2 separate regions of the Homo sapiens genome follow, and region 2 is linked to region 1. Evidence: read pairs that join two places in POLR2A ChIA-PET (ENCODE). Cell type or tissue: HCT116. All regions are shown on one strand. Links, peaks and the distances in the headings refer to the core of each region. The heading gives the core; the rest is flanking DNA.

Region 1 (5,374 bases), core at 167-5,166:
CTTCTTGTTTTGAAAATTAGGGTCCTTACCAAATGATTTTTTTAAATTATCAACTAATAGATCCTCATTATCAAAACCAGAAAATGCATATAAGTATAAACAAAAAAATATGATAGCACATGATTCTATCTCCCAAAGATAATCTATGTCATTATTTTGGTATGCACACTTCCAGACCTTTTTCTTATGCATAGATAACATTTCTTTCCATCACAAAAAAAGCAATGAGCTTGTATAAACTGCATGGTAACTTGCGTTTTTCATTTCATAATATATCATGGATGATTTTCCTTGTTAATCAATAAACTTTTATTACATTTTTCTCAAAGTCCTCACTGTGTAATTTTCTAAACTAGCCTCCTATTGTTAGGATATTTCATATTGATTAAATGAGTTCATACTGGGAAAGTACTGAGGACAGTGTCTGGCATCTGGTAATTGCTATATAAATAATTGGCTTCAAAATGTGTTAGTAAAAAAGCAACAAAAATATAGAAGAAAATGGCAAATCCACACTCTTCATGGGAGACTTTTTAACACACACTTTTGGAAAACTCCAAATCAAGTACACAAAAAATAGGGAAAGCTATGAGGACTGGAATAGCACAATCAAAAAGCTGAAGGTAGCTAGGTGGAGATGGACCTAGGAGAGCCTGTCCATCCTTTGGTAAGTGTCAGGTGCGTGCAGCACCACAGCAGTGAGAACCTCCACACCCTTCACCCAGGTGCCTACTGTCATGCTGCATTCTCTACCAGGGTCCTCTCCTGACCAGGGCTCATGGCTAACCCAAGAAACCCTTCACAGCCTGCTGTCTGCCCTCCCCACATCCTGGCCCTCAGGCTGCAGCAAAGCTCTGCTGCTCTGAAACTCAAACCTGCCCTTTTAACTAAACCTTCATCATGGCTGCGGTTACTTGGGCCCCCAGGTCGCTGGAGGATGGGACCACCTGACTCAGCCCAGTATCCTCCTGGCCCCAGCTGCAGCCACAGTGGCCTGCAGGCTCCTGGGAGGGGTCCGCTCCCTCCTCGGGAGCCTTGGTAGCTGGGCTGCGGTCTGCCCTTGAGGTCCCTGCCCCCTCCACCTGGCAGGGCTGACTCCCACTCCCTTCAGACCCTCCTCCTGGAGTCATTGTCCCCTGACTTCAGACAAGTAGGTCAATTACACGCCCTGCCCCTCTCCTGGCCAGAGGGCAACACAGTGTGGTGAGTACCTTTGTTGCTGGGATTAAACAGACGGCTGGATTGACCCCATCAGCTTCTCGTGTAAGACAGAGGTGGACCTTTGACAGGGAACCTGATCCCCTCGTCTTCCTGAGCCACACCAGTGGCCTTGCCCCACCCCCTCACATGACAGTGTTTGGCTCCACCCCCTCACGTAAGGGCACCAAGTGTGGGGCCTCAGAACTGCTTCCTGCCCTGGAGCTGCGAGGAGGAGGAGGAGGAGGAGGAGGAGGGGGAGGGGGAGGGGGAGGGGGAGGAGGAGGCGGCTGGTTCATCAGGGCTGGGGCACAGCGCCTGGCTGACCTTGGACCGCGGCGCTGCCGGGACACTGAAGACTGCAGGCTGCCCTCAGGAGCACTTCAGCACTAGAGGGCCTGCTGGGAGAGTCGGGTGTGTGTGTTCGAGATCTCAGGAGAGAGAGCAGCTTTTGTCAGTGGGGTTAGTCTTCTTCCGTTTTTCTTGGATGGGACATCCTGCCTCCCGGACCAAAGCTGACCTTGTTCATCTGCCTCCTTCAGCATCTGGGGTTCCCTAATCAGACCTTCCTGTCCCAGCCCCCGCATGCTCCCTCCCCTCCTGTTTGCTCTCTATCTTACAAACAAACCCAGTCCTCGTTACACACACACACACACACACACACACACACACACACACACACCCCTCTTCCCCACCCTTCCCAGCTGCCACCCCACCTACCCCTTGTCTCCCCCAGAGCAATGTTTCAGGAGAGCATAATTCAGGCTTCCACAGTGAGACTCCCCTACCAGGGAAGGAGACTGGAAGACAAGGGTCAGCTGGTTTGCAGTCTGGTCCTCCACCCATCCCGATCCTGCCTGCTGACACCAGCTCCCAAGTATTTGCCCCTCCTTCACCTAGGAGTGCCTTCCGGGGGTTCCCTTCCACCCACAGCTTCCTGTTCCAGATCCACCATACACAACTGAGGGAGAGAAACAACTTGCAGGGTTGAGGGTGAGTTGCCCTTTTTAAGTTTTCATCATTTACTGCCAAATTGACCTCTGAAGAGATCACGTGAATTTTTGCTCCCACCAGGAAGAGTTCAGCCAGTTTTCCCATTCAGTACTATCAACCTTTTCCATCTTGGCCAACCTTAGTGAAAACTGAGAGTCCTTTCTTTTTGTTTGGTTCTCATTGGTGTCAATTTCATACATGCAATGTAGAATCAAGTAGTATCACAGAACTGATATGAAAAGGAGCTGCCTCCCACCACCCTCCCAACTCTTTTCAGCTAATTATTTGGGTATCTACTTCCATATCTGCAGATAACATGCTAGCACACAGCTTTTAGTCCTAGGCATTATAGAATTTAGCTCATTTTAGAGTTTAGCTCCTTTACACCACCTCAATATGCTTGGACACACCAGGGATTCCACCAATTCCATCCTCCTGAAGCACTCTCACTAGGAACCTTCTGACCTGCTCCATCCCAGACCAGCCTGGCTCACAGCTGTCACCGGGACCCCTTACCTCCCTCCTGCATTGAGTCCCTTGTCTTCCTTTTTCTGGGTTTACCCCCTCATTTTGATGCTGTATATCCTATAGTAGTTTTCCCAGAAAGGAAGGGTACATAAGAGATAAACTTGTGATCCTGCCTATTTTAAAATATATTGATTCTAGCCTCACCCTTAATTTATAATTTTCCTGGGTTCAGAATTCTAAGTTGGAAAATAACTTTCCTTTAGAATTTTGAAGGCACTATTCCATTTTCTTTCAGCTTCTAGGACAGATGTCGAAGTTCAAAATCATTCCAATTCTGATACCTTTGATTTGTTTTATTTGAGGAATGTAAGATTTTCTTTGTACCTACTATTCTCATATTTCACAATAGTATTCATTATGTGGGTCTATTTTCATATATCTACTACACCCTGGGTGGGCTCCATTCACTCTAGAAACATCCTTCAGGTCTGGGAACTTTTCTTGAATCATGTCTTTGATTAACTCGCTCCATTTTCAGTTTTATTTCTGTAACCCCTGTTTTTCAGATGTTAGACATCTAGTGACCCTTTACTTATTTTTCTTCCACTTTTCACTTTTGTAATTTTGTTCTACTTTCTGGGGGTATTTCCTCAGCTTCATTTTCCAATCCTTGTGTGTTTCATTTCAGCTATTCTATTGTTCAAAGTGCCTTTTCCCCATGGTATTCTGTTTTTATTTTAAGGATATAGTCTTACCTTTCTGAGGATATTAATTAGCTTTGAGAGTTTTTCCTCTCTATATGTTATTTGTCCTCCAAGTTTTATTTTTTAGTTTTATTTTGTTCCCTGTCTTTGAGATAGCAGAGCTATCTGATCTAATAATGGCTCTATATTTGGTCCAGTTTTGTGCTGGTCTCTAACTTGCATGCTGCAGGCTTTCTGCAGAAGTACAGAAATGCACAGTTTTTGGCTCATGTGCATAAGTGAGGCACTGAAGGGCTGGTTGAGAGTCCTGAACCTGTGAGTGTGGCTGCAAGATTTGGCTGGGTCTTGCGTTTGGGGAAATGCCAAAGTTACTACCTTTAGATCTTTCCATTGACTGATTAACTGAGACAGTGTCTTACTCTGTCACCCAGGCTGGAGTGCAGTGGTGTGATCATAACTCACTGCAGCCTCGCCCTCCTGGGCTCAAGCAATTCTCCTGCTTCAGCCTCCCTAGTAGCTGAGACTACAGGTGTGCACCACCATGCCCAGATAATTTTTGTATTTTTTGTAGAGACGGGGTGTCACCATGTTACCCAATCTGGTCTCAAACTCCTGGGCTCAAGCGATCCTGCCCGCCTTGGCCTCCCAAAGTGCTGGGATTACTTTTAAATCTTGGTTCAAATTTTCCTAAGAAGGCTCTTTTATTTTCCCACCTGAAGGGAATTGGGCTGGCATGCTGGGAGCTGAGAGGAAGAGAGCTGGGGTCTCAGCAGAACGCAAAGATCTTCTCCCACCCCTGCCTCAGTTTTCAGTCCAGAGAAAATTTGAGTCTCTTCTGCTGGAAGAAGGAAGGGGAGGGCACGTGGCCATGTTTGGGGGAGGTGTGTCTCCCAGCTGGCGACTTGTCAGATAGTCCTTGAAAGTCTAATTGGTCTTCCGCTTTTAGTCTCATCTTCATCCCACTTCACGTCATCTCCAATCCCACTGCCTGATCCAGGAATTCTACATCTCCTGAGTGGCTCTGCAGTGGAGAGCGAGTGGCTTCTCCACATCCCTGCTGCTGGCTGAGGCTTCCGTTCCTCAGCGTCCTCCTTCTGCTCAGTCACTTCCTGCACGGCCATCTGCTTTCTTGCCACCCAAATCTCCTTCCTGTTTTCTCTCACATTATAGCTGTTCTTGTGGGCTAATGGCTTGTTAAATTTCCCTTACTGTTATGGTGGGGCTGGGGAGGGGCCATCATGAGTACATACCTGTCGCCTGCCATCTTTACCTAGAAGTTCAGCCCAGTCTTTTAATTTGAATAAGTTTGAACAGCTTTTCTCGTGTTTATTGATGTCTCATCTCCCCACCCAGCTAATGTGGCTTTCTTATTGCCATCATTTGGTCATTTCTCAGTGGAGTTGCTCATCGTCTTACTATTCAATACCAATAGCTTTTTGTCTTTTTTCCTCATAACTGAACATAATTTCTAACTGCCCCCATTTTGTTTGTTGGGGAAATTTTTCTGAGGAAATCTGATTGTATTCAGAGGTTCCCCATCCTCTGTGCAGTGATGGTTTGCACCTCGAACAGAAGGTTGCATCTGTGTGAAAGTGGGTGTGAGGCTCACCAATGGAAAGCATTATGTGGGTTCATCTGCTATGGTGGGGCTGCACCCCCTGCTCTCCCTCTCCAGTCTCTGTGGCTTCTGGCATCCAGGGAAGCATCCGAATACCTGCATTTACACCTGGATCCTGTCCACACGCTAACCTCATGCCAGTCACTGCACCTCAGGGCCCCCTCAGCTACTTGGGAGGGCAGCTGACTGCTTCTTCCCCTGGGGTGAGGGGATGGCCGTCTGCACCCCTCCCACATCTGTCTTCACAGTCACTGCTCTGGTCAGCAAGGGGGCAGAAATGAGCCCAGCTCCTCTCTCCCCTCAAGCCTGTCCTTCTGGCCTACCCCTCAGAACGTGTCCTGGAAGGAAGGAAGGGGACAGGCCGGAGCACCCCATTTCTTTATTCCTTCAGACT
Region 2 (5,374 bases), core at 209-5,208, 55 kb after region 1:
GGTTGGGAGGAGGCATTTCAGCAGTGAGTGCAGAGATGCTGTCCACAGCCTGGGCTCTGTCCCCAGTGCTCTGTGCACCTTAACTCACTTAATCCTCAAATTAACCCTGCACTGATGATACTAGTCCCATCCTTCTATGTGCAGCTGGAGAAACTGAGGCACAGAGAGAGGGACTCAGAACTGGGCCAAAGTTACATGGCTAAGTAGCCTGATCACAGGCAGCCTGACCCCAGAGGCACACCTGACCACTCTGCCGTCCTGTCCAGGGTGGCAGAGGAACAGAGGAGTGAGCTGCAAGTCACCCCAGCAGCATACAAGCAGAGGGGCCTCCACTGGGGATGCCGAGTCCTGGGCAGGGAAATGGACAGAAAGACTCCTCGGTGGCCCCACAGCCGGGTGGATGTCTGGGTCTGGGTGGCAGGGGGGTTGCCTGTGGGGCTGCCACAGCCCTGGGTGTCTGGCCCCTCTGGCAGACACACAGGGTGATGTTTTATGTCTTAATTAAACGGAGAGGAGTTTAATTGATGAGTGGCCTGCCGGACGATGCAGCTTCCTGGCTTCCCACCCCGATGACTCATGCATGCGGCGGCCCCAGATGCCGAGCACAGCTAATAGATTTGCAACGCTGATCACTGCTCCAGACCCACTTAGTGAGGCTCCGGGAAGTCTCTTACGACCCTGGGATTGAATTGAATTGCTTTTCATTTCGAGCAGCGTCCATAAATCCCTCACACATCAGCCCTCCCTTCAGAGGCTCTTCCAAGCTCAGGCCTCCCCCACTCCAGCAGGGCTGTTAGAAGGGCAATGTTGACACACGTAAGAGCCACTCAGAACCAGATATCTGTGTGTCAGTGGCCTGGAACAGGGGCTCACAGGTGTCTGGCCTGAAGCAGGACATCTCCGTGGATGTTTTCTCGCCCACTCCTCACACAGCCCACATTGGGGCCCAGAGAGGGTGGATGGCCTGTGCAAGGCCACTCAGGAAGGAAGCAGGAAACCAACTCAGGAGCGGCCACAGCCCCTCACCCGTGGAGTCGCCATGGACGGGTGACTCTCTTTTCACCTCTGCCTCCTCCCTGAAAATCAAGTGTGGTGATACAATGCCCCCACTCCCATGGGTAAGAATTTAAAGGCGCCTGGATTCAGTCATTTGACAAATTTCTTTCAAGCATCTGCTATGTGCTGGGTGTGCTCTAGGAGCTGGGGTTACAGTCATGAACAAGGTAGACAAAGTCACCTTGGAAGTGACAAACCTGTTGGGAGAGGAAGTGGTAAACAAAAACACTACCAAGACACTTGGAGGTCGTGGCCAGTGTGACAAAGAAAATCAGGCAGGGCCACGCACAGCAGAGGGCAACACACAGCAGACAGCTTGGGTTGAGGCCGCGAGGAGGGGACATGGGCTGAAACCTAAAGGATGAGCAGGAGCTGCATGGGAAAAGTGTTCTGTCCATAGAAGGGCAGTGTGGAGGCTCTGAGCAGTCCCAGAGAGAGAGGCCCATGTGTCGGGGGCAAAGGGGCTGGGGCATCCAGGGAGAGTGAGAGGCCAGGGGGGTGGCTGGCTCATGAGAGGAGCTCTGTTTTTATTCTATGCACTCAGCCCACAGTGGGCATGAACAGGAGAGGTCTCCCCAGATTCCTCTGGAGCATTCCAGAGCACCCTCCACCTTCCGAGTGCCCTATGTCCAACTTCTCCCTCTGCTCTCCCTCCCCATACCCCGCGTTCACCTTCTGCTCACACAGCCCCCCTTTCTCATGGTCCTGCTTCATGCCTCCTCTCTCCAAATTTCCCCATCATCCACAGCCAAGCCCTCAGTCCAGGACTCCAGGAGACTTCCTTGGGCCCCAGTGTCTCCCCCAAAATCCCTCCACATGGACACACGGCTTGAGGTCTCATCTTCCACTGGCAGACATTGAGTGTGCAGAGCCCCTTCTCCCAGAGCATGGCCTATGCCTCCCTGGCGCAGCCCCAGGGCCCTCCCTCCATGCCCTTTCCTGGGGATACCTCAGTGTGGCCACCAGCATCTCCCCTGAATAGGATTGGGGCTATGAGCCTTGGTACCAGGAGGTGAAGCTTAGGAAAGGGGTGATGTCCTCCCTGGGCTTGACATGCTGCTGCTTCTCTGCCTGCATGAGGTGACTCTGAGGCCAACACACCCCCCAGTCCTCATTAGCACCGAAGGGGAGGCTGAGGACTCCAGAAGGCCATGCAGTGAGTGAGACATGGCTCCAAGGGGTAGGTTGCTGGTGCTCATTCCAGGAGAGAGCCTGCTGGGAGGAGGTGGTTGACCGACAGCCCCCAGCTCCTGTGCCTTCAAGGTCCACGGCAGCTTTTCACAGAGGCTGAGGACCAAGCATGGCCAGTGGGTGCTGGGGCATTGAACAAATAAATGAAAAGATGAATCCTGGAGAAAGGAGCTCCTCCCTGGGCAGTCTGAACGCTGGGGCCTTCTGCGGAGTGTGGCCAAGGCTCTCTCAGAGCTGTACCGCAGCCTGGGGCTCTTCCTGTCCCCTCCTCCCTTTCTCAGGTCCCTGAGTCCTGATCTGAGACTCCCCCACCTGCCCCACCTCCTTTCCCTATGTTCCCCAATGGTGTTTCCCTCAATAAATCTCCTGCACACCTCATTCCATCTCAGTGTCTGCTTCATGGAGGACCAGAACTGACACGCTACATGGTCCTGGCTGGACAAGCTTGCCTCTCTGGCTCAGGTTCATGACACTCCCACCTGTGCCCTGTGGCCCCACCCCTGCTGTCCAGGAGGGACATCCAGCCCACGCCACCCCCACCCCATGGCCAGCCACACTAACTGCCGCACACCAGAGGGCCTTCTTGGCAGAATTCCTGGTGCTCCCAGGCCTGTGAGCTGGAAGGTGATCTCATCCCCAGGCAGTAACCATGGAAACAGAGCTGTGAGCCGCTATGGCTCGCACGGGGATGAGGTGCCTCAGTGCCCCTCACCCAAGCCAGACCCAGACCCTGGCAGGCAGGGACCCCTCATCGGAACATCCCCAGGATTTGCCAAGAGGGATGACAACCAATCTCACCCTGAAGAAGATGCCCCACCTCCCCCCAAGCCCACCTGAGTTGCAGGCTTTGTTACCTCCAAGGACAGTTTTAAAATCCCAAAGTGCAGGTATGTACGGAGCACCTGTTAGACCAGGCATTTCACCTGGCTGACAAGTCATATAATTGCTCTGAGCCTCAGAGAGACTAAGGGATTTGCCCATACACATGCAGCTCATGGAAAAACTGGAATTCAGACCCGAGTTTCCTTCCACCAGGTCCAGAGCCTTGGGGGAAGCGTGGGAAGGTAAGAGGGTTGTGTTGGAGTCTGAGGCGACTGAGCTCAGACTCCAGGATGGCCAGGTGTCAGGGCACGCTCTAAAGTAACAGTGACTAAAGCAACATGTGGTGCTGCCACAGAGACAGACATGAGGCTGGAGAAGAGAATTCAGAGCCTTGAGATAGAGCCCTGTCAGATACATGAGGAGTTAATCATTCACAAATACTCAAGACTAAATAACGGCGAAGGGGAAAATAATTTACAAAATGATGCTGAGATAGCTGGAGATCAATTCTGAAAAGAAAAAAGAAGCATGTATATTTTGCATCATAGACTCATTTAAACTTAGATAAAGATTTGACTATAAGAAATCCAATCATAGAAAACCTAGTGGAAACACAGTTGATGCTTTGGCAGATATATGGAAGTATTAACACCTGCCTGTCTTGGAATTGAAGAAATTAAAGAAGAGATGGGTTTAATAATGTAAACATAAAAACTTTCTGGACATTAGAAACTAAAATGATTGGGAAACATTTGCATCAAAAGGGCAGAGGGTCCATGTCATCCACAGCTGTCTTAGTCTATTTGCATTGCTGTAAAGGAATACCTGAGGCTGGGTAATTGATAAAGAAAAGAGGTTTGTTTGGCTTATGGTTCTGCACGCTGTACAGGAAGCATGGTGCCAGCATCTGCTTCTGGCGAGGCCTCGGGCTGCTTCCACTCATGGCAGAAGGCGAAAGGGAGCCGGCATGTATAGAAATCACATGGCAAGAGAGGAGGAAAGGAGAAGAGGTGGCAGACTCTTTTTAACAAGCAGGTCTTGTGTGAACTAATAGAGCAAGAACTCACTCATTACTGGAGGAGGGCACCAAGCCATCCAGAAAGGATCCACCCCCATGACCAAAACAATCCCCTCCAGGCCCCACCTCCAACACTGGAGGTCACACTTCAACATGAGATTTGGAGGGACAAACACCTAAACTATATCAGTAGGTTACAAATATTTCTGCAAACAAAAATTCTCTTAGTTAAATGTGGGTAGGGCTAGGGGAGAAATGCAGCTAGTGGCCAGCCAGGGCAAACATTTCACCTACTCTTGTAATCAAAGACCTGGAAATGAAATAATGAAAACAATGGCAATTTTCCACCTGAATTAGTGAAAGTCGAAAACTGAAATAAGTGCCAGCAAGGCTGCCCAGCAACGGTTGGTTCCAGGGCCCCCATGCACACAGCAGCATAAATCCACCCTGTCCTACGGAAGAGCAACTTGACAGCACATGCAGAGCCAGAAAAAACACACTGAAGCCCCTGCCCCCAGTGATCCCACCCCTGGGAATTCATCCTCAGGAAACAATGCAATAGAAGGAACAAAAAAAGCCAAGAATGAGAATATATTGGTTGAAGCACTTTTTAGTATTTTATTATGGAAAATGTCAAATCTACACAAAAGTAGAGCAAATAGGATAATGAACCATGTGCCACCCCCCAGCTTCAACAGTTAAAAGCTCACAGCCTATATTATTAGTATTTTAAGGCAAATCCCAGACATCATCGTATCATTTTATCCATAAATACTTCCATTTGTGTCTCTAGCACATAAGGACTTTAAAAATCTAATCACAGTATCATTGCACCCAACACATTCATAATTCTTTAATATCTTTTAATTCTCAGCCCATGTTCAAATCTCCTCAGATGCCTTTAGCTATGTTTTTAGAGTTGGTTTGTTGGAATCGGAAAGCAGATCGAGGTATTACATTGGTTGCTGTATGTCTTCTCATTCTCCTTTATTCTGTAACAGCTTCCCCTTCCTCTTTTCTTTATTAATTGAAACATCTTAAAATAATGCCCTCAAAATGGAAAGCTATCTACATGCCCAGTGCCAGAGACACTTAGGTAGTGTATGATGCAAGGGCCTGGGGTGCCCCGGTCCCCCTGCTGTCCCCGGCAGCACAGGCTAAATATAACTCAGAGCAGCTGGCCCCAGGCTGACCTGGAAGGGCTCCTGCATCCTGGTGCACACTCACCAGCTCGGCCACCACAGTGACTTGGCTCCTAGACTTGGCTGCACCCTCAGCCTCCCTCCC

Evidence for each region. ChIA-PET counts read pairs that join two places held together with the same protein. Peaks named below come from ENCODE experiments on the same cell type or tissue, not always from the same donor. Only the 100,000 strongest peaks of a DNase experiment are listed, where the experiment ranks them.
Region 2: POLR2A ChIA-PET joins it to region 1 with 5 read pairs; 3 of 35 experiments call an interaction of 5 or more read pairs at or near these places.

What each region holds. Positions count from the first base shown.
Region 1 is chr3:127,223,357-127,228,730 of GRCh38, reverse strand. It overlaps the pseudogene PRR23E2P. Among named protein-coding and RNA genes, the nearest start is that of PRR23E, 33 kb to the right of the region's middle. RefSeq lists a silencer at 1,324-1,433 and an enhancer at 4,394-4,573. In HCT116, for the core only: no CTCF peak of the experiment used is centred there; DNase peaks (open chromatin) are centred at 1,390, 1,640 and 2,060; H3K4me3 peaks cover 1,849 bases; H3K27ac peaks cover 1,588 bases.
Region 2 is chr3:127,168,466-127,173,839 of GRCh38, reverse strand. No RefSeq gene overlaps it. Among named protein-coding and RNA genes, the nearest start is that of PRR23E, 22 kb to the left of the region's middle. In HCT116, for the core only: no CTCF peak of the experiment used is centred there; no DNase peak of the experiment used is centred there; H3K4me3 peaks cover 654 bases; H3K27me3 peaks cover 1,148 bases.